2 separate regions of the Homo sapiens genome follow, and region 2 is linked to region 1. A link is an interaction called in ENCODE POLR2A ChIA-PET data of the cell type or tissue named here. Cell type or tissue: GM12878. All regions are shown on one strand.

Region 1 (4,000 bases):
GGGAAGTGCCTGGGAGGGCTTTCCCAGGAGGCTTCTTAGGGAGGAGTTGGCACACAGCCCTCTGGCCTCACCCCCTACTCCTGACACATTAGGCTGGCACTCTCCAGCTTGGGGCTGTGAGTGGCCCAGGAAACTCCTATATGATACACATCTCATTCTCAGCTGAGGAGCTAAACGGACAAACTGAGGTGGGGCCAAAGGACACAACGCCAGGAACACTGCCCCCAGAACCGGAAGCAGAGCTTCCAACTGCTCCGTGGTGACTTCTAGCCTCGTCTTAGATTCTGTCACCATTTTGAGTTGGCTGTGGTGTAGAAAAGAAGTAGGATCTATAAATGAAGCAAGCCTCTGATGCTTGTCTCTGTGAAGTGAAATCCTGGGACATTAGCAAGGCTCCAGCCCCACAGAGAGCAGGGTCAGCTTCCCGATCCATTGCCACGGAGCAAACTCTTAATGATTCATTTCCTAGTTATCTTAAGAAAAAAGGAAATGGTGACAGCAGAGGTTTTTTTTAGTGAATTTTTATTTTAGTCAGGAAACTACTCGAAAACAGAATTCTGAAGCATTATTTCCTAGTGTGCTTTACTAAAAATTAGAGAATAAAGTTCATTGAAAAACAACAAAAGATCACTCTCGTTTACAATCACTGCCTTGCAAGAGTCCAAACCCATCGAAAGGTAATGACTGACTTCTCAATTTAGTAAATTCCCGATTTTCTGCTTTTAGTACTGAAAAGCAAGATCAGCAATGTTTTTGTATTTTAGTATCTGGTATATGCTTGCTGTATGTATTTATGAGACCCAACTTACTGAGCTATTTTAAGAGCAAAAGAAGGATCCTACAGTTAGAGAACAAAACTATATTATTCCATAGCTAATAAAGCTATTGATGACAACAGGTGACCCATTTAGGGGACGATTTTCAGCTTTAGAAGCTGAGCTAATGGGATTAACTGGTTTTCAAGCTTGTAAATGTGAATTAAAGCCAAAGCCAGGGAGGACTGGCTGGTTTTGAAGCTGGGGCCAAAGAGGTGAAGCAAGCCCACCCGTGCACTGCCTCACCCAGGCAGGCGCTTTGTATCTCTCCCAGGGCAGAGCTGGCTCCTCCCCCATCTCAGCCCCAAGGCTCTGCCCTGCCTTCCCCAAAAGTCACAATTTCTAAGTTGTTCAAAGGTGACTTCTTTGTAGTCAACCCAAGGACAGGCAGCTGCACTGCAGTAGGTAAAGGGCAAAGGAACTAAAGGGCAAAAAAGGCAAAGGTCATAGCCCAGAAGCCAGGACAGCGTATGTAAAATAAAACACTTTAGAAAGAACAGTGGGGCTGGAAGAAGCACACCAAACACTTCATAACGCAGGTCTCTGGGTGGGGAACATACAGGAACATACTATGGGCTTGTCTAGGACATTCTCCTAGACTTTAAATCCAGTAGCTTCTTTTAAGCAAAGTGATGGTCAAAGGTCAGATTTCACTGGATGTTTAAGGGAAAGGAAACGTCACGAAAATGAACATGCCCTCCTCCTCCAATCTGGTTACAAGAAGTTTCAAGCCAGGAGTTTTGGCCCAGGCCTGCAGTCCAGCTAGTCAGGAGGCTGATGTGGGAGGATAGGCTGACAGCCCAGGATTCGAAGCTACAGTGAGTGGTGATTACACCACTGCACTCTAGTCTGGGCAACAGTGCAAGACCCCATCTCAAAAAAAAAAAAAAAGTTTCAGCACCTTAAACCCACTGAATATGAGGACCTGCACTCTGAAGAACAGGTGCTTCCAGTCTTCCCAACTCACTGAAATTTCCCAACTCTCAACACTCAGGTCTACAGTTCTGTCCATGTTAATTATGTGCCTCAGTTTACCTTTAACACCCCGTTAATCTCATCAATCCTGAATTCTAGGGAAAAAGTGATTTGACAAACTGCATGTGAGTTCAGTTCCCAGTCTTTTCCATTACAACGTAAAATGCGACAGAAAATACTGGAAACTCATTAACTGTGAATTTATTCTCTTCCTCTCCTCCTCCAACTCTTCCTTCAAAACCCTTAAAACTAGTGGTTTCTCAGAAATCGAAGTTCCCTCACTTCAGCTCCACAATGTTCACTATGCATTTTTGCCCAAAAAAACAATACCTTAGTGAAAATATTTGGAGTTAACCCTGCAATTTTGTAGATTTTATAACATGCTTTGATACGATTACACCAAAACAACAACTGATTCAGACACTACTACATCGCACTGATAGGGTCTGGATTAATATTTAACTTTAACTAGGAAGAGTGGGTTGTAAGCAAATCACAAGTAAAGCATAATGAGGGAATGACTGCATTGCTTCTATTTTGAGGGATCAATGATCCTCTTTAAAGTATCCATTTACTGATACAGTTAATAAGCTAATTATAAATCATTTTTATTTATTTTTGATTATGTTACAAGGCAACTAATACCTGCACAAATTAGAAAACTCAGAAGCAGGACTTCAAGGCTTTTTTTTTTTTTTTTTTTAAATTAAGGCTCGAAAGAAGGAAAAGGACTGAAACTATAAATGAAACCCTTCATGTTTCTAGGGCTGCCAGTCAGCTGCTTTTAGTGCCTGCCTCAGTTCCGCCCACTCTGGGCAGGGAGGGACCTATCGATGTGCCTATCTTTCTACACAGGGGCTGTGAATGAAGCTGCAGGCTCACGTGTAAGGGGAAGGCCAGGCAAGGACCCAGGACAGTCTGCTGCAGAGGAAAGGGGCACCTGACAGCTACCGACAGAGGAGGAGGGCGCACTCCCCTGGAGGAGGAGCAGGAGCTGTGAGCCTCCTGAGACAGCCAATGCTAACTCGGTGAAAAAGGTTAAGACCGACTAACATTCACAAAACAGCCAAGGCATAAGGGCTCTGCAGCTTAGGAATCAATGCGGAACTCAGATCTACATGAATTCCACTCAGCAAATGTAAGCCTTTTTTCCCCTTCCCTCCCACATCTCTCCTGGGATGAGCCACATAGGATCCTGGAGCAGGTGATGTCCCAGGGCCAGTCAGAACCTCACCGGAGTGTGAGCAGAGGTGCCTTTGTGGGTGCTGGGGGGTGCAACACTTTCACCCTAGTAAAGCAAACCCAAGCACGCTGCAAATGCTGCAAATGCCATGCAAGGTCCTGGGGCCACTCCGGGGGGGGGCGGAGAAACAACATTATCTTCTCTTCCCCTCAGAACAGAAAGTAAGAAAGGGCTTAGGTACCAGAAGCCTGTAATAATTAAGCTACAGAAAAAATACTTAACTTGGGAATCTGCATTGGTTCTAAGCCCACTGCTAAAGAAGAAAATGAGGCACCAGACCAGGATGAAGCCCTGCCATCTCACAAACTGAGTGGGCAGATACTCCAGCAGTGGGGCCAGAACTACTCAGAACCACCCCACACCACAGGTACCACCCGGAGCAAACCCAGGGGAGGCACCCCACCTGCTTAACATGTCCTCAACCCAGCTCAGCACACACACACAAAAAAACCACCAAGGGGTTCAGTCTCCTAATACTGGAGTCTGAAACAACCCACAGTGCAATCAAGGGCCCACAGACTCTGAAAGAGATTAAGGAGAGGCCAAGAAGGCACTTCCTGAGCCACATCTGCTGGCTCCGATCCACCTGCCACCCAGCCTGGCAGTGCAGCCACAGCACAACTGCTGACTACCGCAGGGCAGCTCTGGGTGCTCCGAGGGAACCGCGCCTGCTGTGAAACTGCGTGACTGCGCCTGGAAGCTAGTGCAAGCCTTGCTTGCTAGCTCAAGCAGCTGATCACTTTTGAAATGAAAACAGCTATACTTTCTGTTGTCTTTCCAGATATCCTTACACTGGATGAAAGATAAGTGAGCATCATCTTTTGGGGCAACAATACAGAATAAAAGCCAAGAGGCTAAAAACATTAATATCCTGGGACACTACACAATATCCACATTACTAACATTTGCACTAGATCCTCCCAAATAATAGTCTTTGAGGCAAATATTACTATTTTCATTTTGTAGA
Region 2 (4,000 bases), 410 kb after region 1:
TCTGACATCCACTGGCCAGAAAAGTATTGTTGTTTAGATAAGTAACATTTAGATGTGTCTTAGCCTTGGCTGCTGTAATGATATACCATAGACTGGGTGGCATATACACAACAGAAATTTCTTTCTCACAGTTCTGCAAGCTGGAAAGTCCAAAATTAATGTGCTGGCAGACTTGGTGTCTGGTGAGGACCCACTTCCTCATAGATGGTTGTCTTCTCAAGGGCAGAAGCAGTGAGGGTCTCCCTAGGGCTTCTTTTATGGACATTAATCCCATTTATAAGAGCTCCACCCTCATGACCTAACCACCTTCCAAAGTCCCCATGTCTTAATACCATCACCTTGCAGCTTAGAATTTCAACATAGGCACATGAACATTCAGATCATAGCAAGGGGTAAAGCAGAGCTGAAATATTCTTGGACAAAGGGAATGCAGATTTTTTTGTTTTTTTTTTTTTTTTTTTGAGACGGAGTCTCACTCTGTCACCCAGGCTGGAGTGCAGTGGCACCATCTCGGCTCATTGCAACTTTCGCCTCCCGGGTTCAAGTGATTCTCCTGCCTCAGCCTCCCAAGTAGCTGGCATTACAGGTGTGTACCAGCACACCTGGCTAATTTTTTATATTTTTGGTAGGACAGGGTTTCACCATGTTAGCCAGGCTGGTCTCGAACTTCTGACCTCAAGTGATCCAACAGCCTTGGCCTTCCAAAGTGTTGGGATTACAGGCCTGAGCCACCGTGCCCAGCCAGTTGTTCGTTAAATAGAAAAGGAAATACAGGAGTCTTAGAGGAAGATAAGCTTTGATCCAGACACACACAGGGCCTCCCTTGAGTCTAGAACAGCGATGCAATTCCAAAGGAAGTATGTTTACCAAGGTCCGCCTCCCTATCCCTATGTCAGAGCCATTGTGTGCTGACTGCGCTGTGGGTGTCAAGAGTGAGAGAGAAGGTGTGGTGTGAGGGGCTCCACAGGCAGACTCCTTGCTCAGAGCATCTCACTGGACTGCGATGGAGAGCTCTAGGAGAAGCACTTTTCCCCATGCACCCACAGTTCTTTGATGGAGCAACGTTCCCCCAGAACGCCTACAGTGCCTGGGCTGATTCCTTCCCACCCTGCCCTCTCCAGAGGCCAGTTATCAAATCTGGTGCAGAGTGCACTCCGGGCTTGGTGAAGTGTGGAGAGTCTCAGGTTCTTGGTGAGCATTTGGTCCCCTCTGCCAGGACTGCAGGATTCAGAACAGCTCACAATCTCAGAAACTAACAAATCTAACTTTGAGAACTTTCTGGTGTATTTTGAATGTATCCAGGACTTTCCTCCAAAGTTATTTCTTATAGGCAGAAAATGATTTTGTTGCCATCTTGGGAGAAAGAACAGATGGAAGTGGCTTGATTAAACCCTTCTATGAGAGCAGAAGAATTTATAGCAATATTGAAATTGCTCTATTCTTTCTATGAATGCGGGAGGAATAAATCAAGAGGTTGTAAGTTTAGGACAATAATAGTATAGTGATGACTTCACCACTGCACACACTGTTTCTCCTTGGGCTTAGAGAGGCATGCCACAGCATCCTGGAGTAGGTGAGGAGAATGCAGCCTTCAGCCACTTTCCCAGGGCTAGACAGCTCCCTGGCTTGGGTCACAGGATGGAGTTGCCAAGCTCCCAATGCAAAGCCTCTAGATAAACGTGAAAGTGCCAGTCTTGCATTTTGCCTGTTTCGCCACACACTTCTGTATGTGAGTCACAATCAGAAGGGGAGGATGGACAGAGAATTCAAAAGAGCCAGGCTTCAGTGTTACTGCCCACCCAGTTGCTCTCCACAGACCAGCACATTTTAATCTAAGAAAGTGGCTGCCCACGTCAGCAGAGGGCTGGGCAAGCCCATAACTGTGATTGCTGAGGGCTCCACCTTGCAGATGCTGCTGAGCCATTTTTCATACCATTTGATCAAGCATAGCTTCCTACTGCATATTGAGATAGCTTAGTCCTGACCAATCAAAGGGCTCTAGGTGGTTTTATTATTTTAAACTAAGCTGTCTACTCACTCTTGTCTCCTCCTCCTCCTCTTCTTCTCCCCCATCCTGTTCCTCCTCCTCCTCCTTCTTCTAGCTACATAGCAGGTCGGTGTTTGGACTCCATGTGCCTGGGGATTGGGGAGTGGGAGGGGAGGGGACACTAATGAGCTGTCTATCAGAGGATACATTTGCTGGGGATCTGGGTTGAAAGCACGGGATGCCAGGGTTTGGTTTACCAATCTCCTGTCTCCGCTGCTGTAGCGGGTGGCAGATTTTCCCAGAAGTGGCAGTTAGAGAGAAGTGCAGACCCAGGGGTGGTGCTAAGGTGCCTACTGGGCCATGGTCCCTTTCTGGGTCGAGGAAGGCAGGGCAGCCAGTCTTCCTGACAGAGAGACTTGTATCTGACTATTTTGAGCTCCAAGAGGAAAGTGGTGTGCACCTTGCACTGTGCCTTGCTGCAGCCCACAGACCTCAGTGCAAACATTTTCAAAACCAACATGCCTCTCCAAGGAGATGGGCAAACATGTGTAAGAGGGAGGAGAGGCATATCTCTATTCCAAGCTTGCACAGCTTAGTTGCCAACCTTTTTAAGGTAGATTAGCTCTTTTATTTAGGGAGATACTGTACTTGGGATCAGGATCCCACATACTTAAGGCATCAGAAGGGCCCTTTGGGCCAGGAGGCAGGAATTAGGGTTAGGATCTGGGGCCCCTTTCAGAGTTAATGAATTTAGAGCCCAAGGCCCTCCTGGGGGTCTCAAAAGCTTCTCCAGAGTGGAAGAAAAGGCGAGGCTTCCGTTTGGTCTTTATTTCTCAGGAGGCTCCAGGCCAAGGTACAGGACCCTTTGCTGATGTGTCCGTGGGGACAGGGACTCCAGGCCACTGAGGAGATGGCAGCAACTCCCAATGCACAGTGGAGGAAAGTCACCACTGAAGATGTCCCCTCCTGCTCCCTAGCCCATCACCCAGTTTTTGGTTCATTGATTAAACATGTCCTATGCAGGGGGACTGAGTTACAAGCCAGAATGTTGTAGGATACACTGACAAGACCCCCATTAATCCTGACCTGTAGGCTCGAGCTTGTCCAGGCTCTGAGGCCAATATGGCCCCTTTCACAGGAGAGATAAGGGGATGCCCCATCCTAATCTCCAGAGGCCACATCACAGCAGCCTTGCTGCTGGCCCTGACTCCCTTCCCTGGATGTGTCCTTGTTGTGAAAAAAATTCCTGTTCACCCACCTGTTTCCATCCTGGGCTTTGACTCCCCCATCCTGAGCCCTGGCCTTTGCTCCCCCACCTCATTCTCTGGCACAGTCCACGGACACATGAGGGGCAGGACATTTGTGGGAAATCAAAGTGCACCATAGCTGGCCAGCACTGGCCACCCCCGGGAGTGGAGTCGATGGTGGGAGAGGCTGAGGTCCAGCTCAGCAGGAGCAGGAGGAAGGTGGGGATGGGTGGCCAGGAGGGGTGTCCACTCCCAACAGGAGGAGAACACGCGATGGGCAGGGCCTGGGAGCTTAGGGCGTCCACTCATGGTTACGTTTGTTTCCCCAGAAGAGGAAGCAATTAAGAGGGACCGAGCACATATGGATAGAGGTGGAGTTTTGAGTTTGGCAATTAAGAGGAATGAATTTTCTTTGTCTTCAATCTTTGGTATACTCTTGCCATCTTTTAACATTTAGTCCTTTCCACCTCACTTTTCTTTCTTTTAAAACTCTCTCAGTCTCTGAGTGTATTTCCAGCAGTGCCCATCTATCTGTTTGTGGGGACTTCCTTTTCCATAGCTGGGGCAGCTTCTCTGCTACTATTTGGCTCTTCTTCATTTTTTCCAACTCCCGCTGTTGTTTTATGATATTTATCTTGAGCTCTTCTTTTATCTTAATTTTAAATATTTGCTCCATAGAGGACATTTTCATGAAGCCCCTTCCTTCCTGAGGAATTTTCTTGCCATCTGTTCATTTCATAGCTTTCGCTGAGCACCTACTCTGCAT

The links. ChIA-PET counts read pairs that join two places held together with the same protein. Peaks named below come from ENCODE experiments on the same cell type or tissue, not always from the same donor. Only the 100,000 strongest peaks of a DNase experiment are listed, where the experiment ranks them.
Region 2: POLR2A ChIA-PET joins it to region 1 with 7 read pairs; 2 of 35 experiments call an interaction of 5 or more read pairs at or near these places.

What each region holds. Positions count from the first base shown.
Region 1 is chr5:6,729,249-6,733,248 of GRCh38, reverse strand. All of the region lies in intron 1 of TENT4A (terminal nucleotidyltransferase 4A), which reads right to left. Among named protein-coding and RNA genes, the nearest start is that of TENT4A, 18 kb to the right of the region's middle. In GM12878, no CTCF peak of the experiment used is centred here; no DNase peak of the experiment used is centred here; H3K4me3 peaks cover 1,369 bases; H3K27ac peaks cover 2,738 bases.
Region 2 is chr5:6,315,157-6,319,156 of GRCh38, reverse strand. All of the region lies in intron 1 of LINC02145 (long intergenic non-protein coding RNA 2145), which reads left to right. Among named protein-coding and RNA genes, the nearest start is that of LINC02145, 20 kb to the left of the region's middle. RefSeq lists a silencer at 3,201-3,426. In GM12878, no CTCF peak of the experiment used is centred here; no DNase peak of the experiment used is centred here.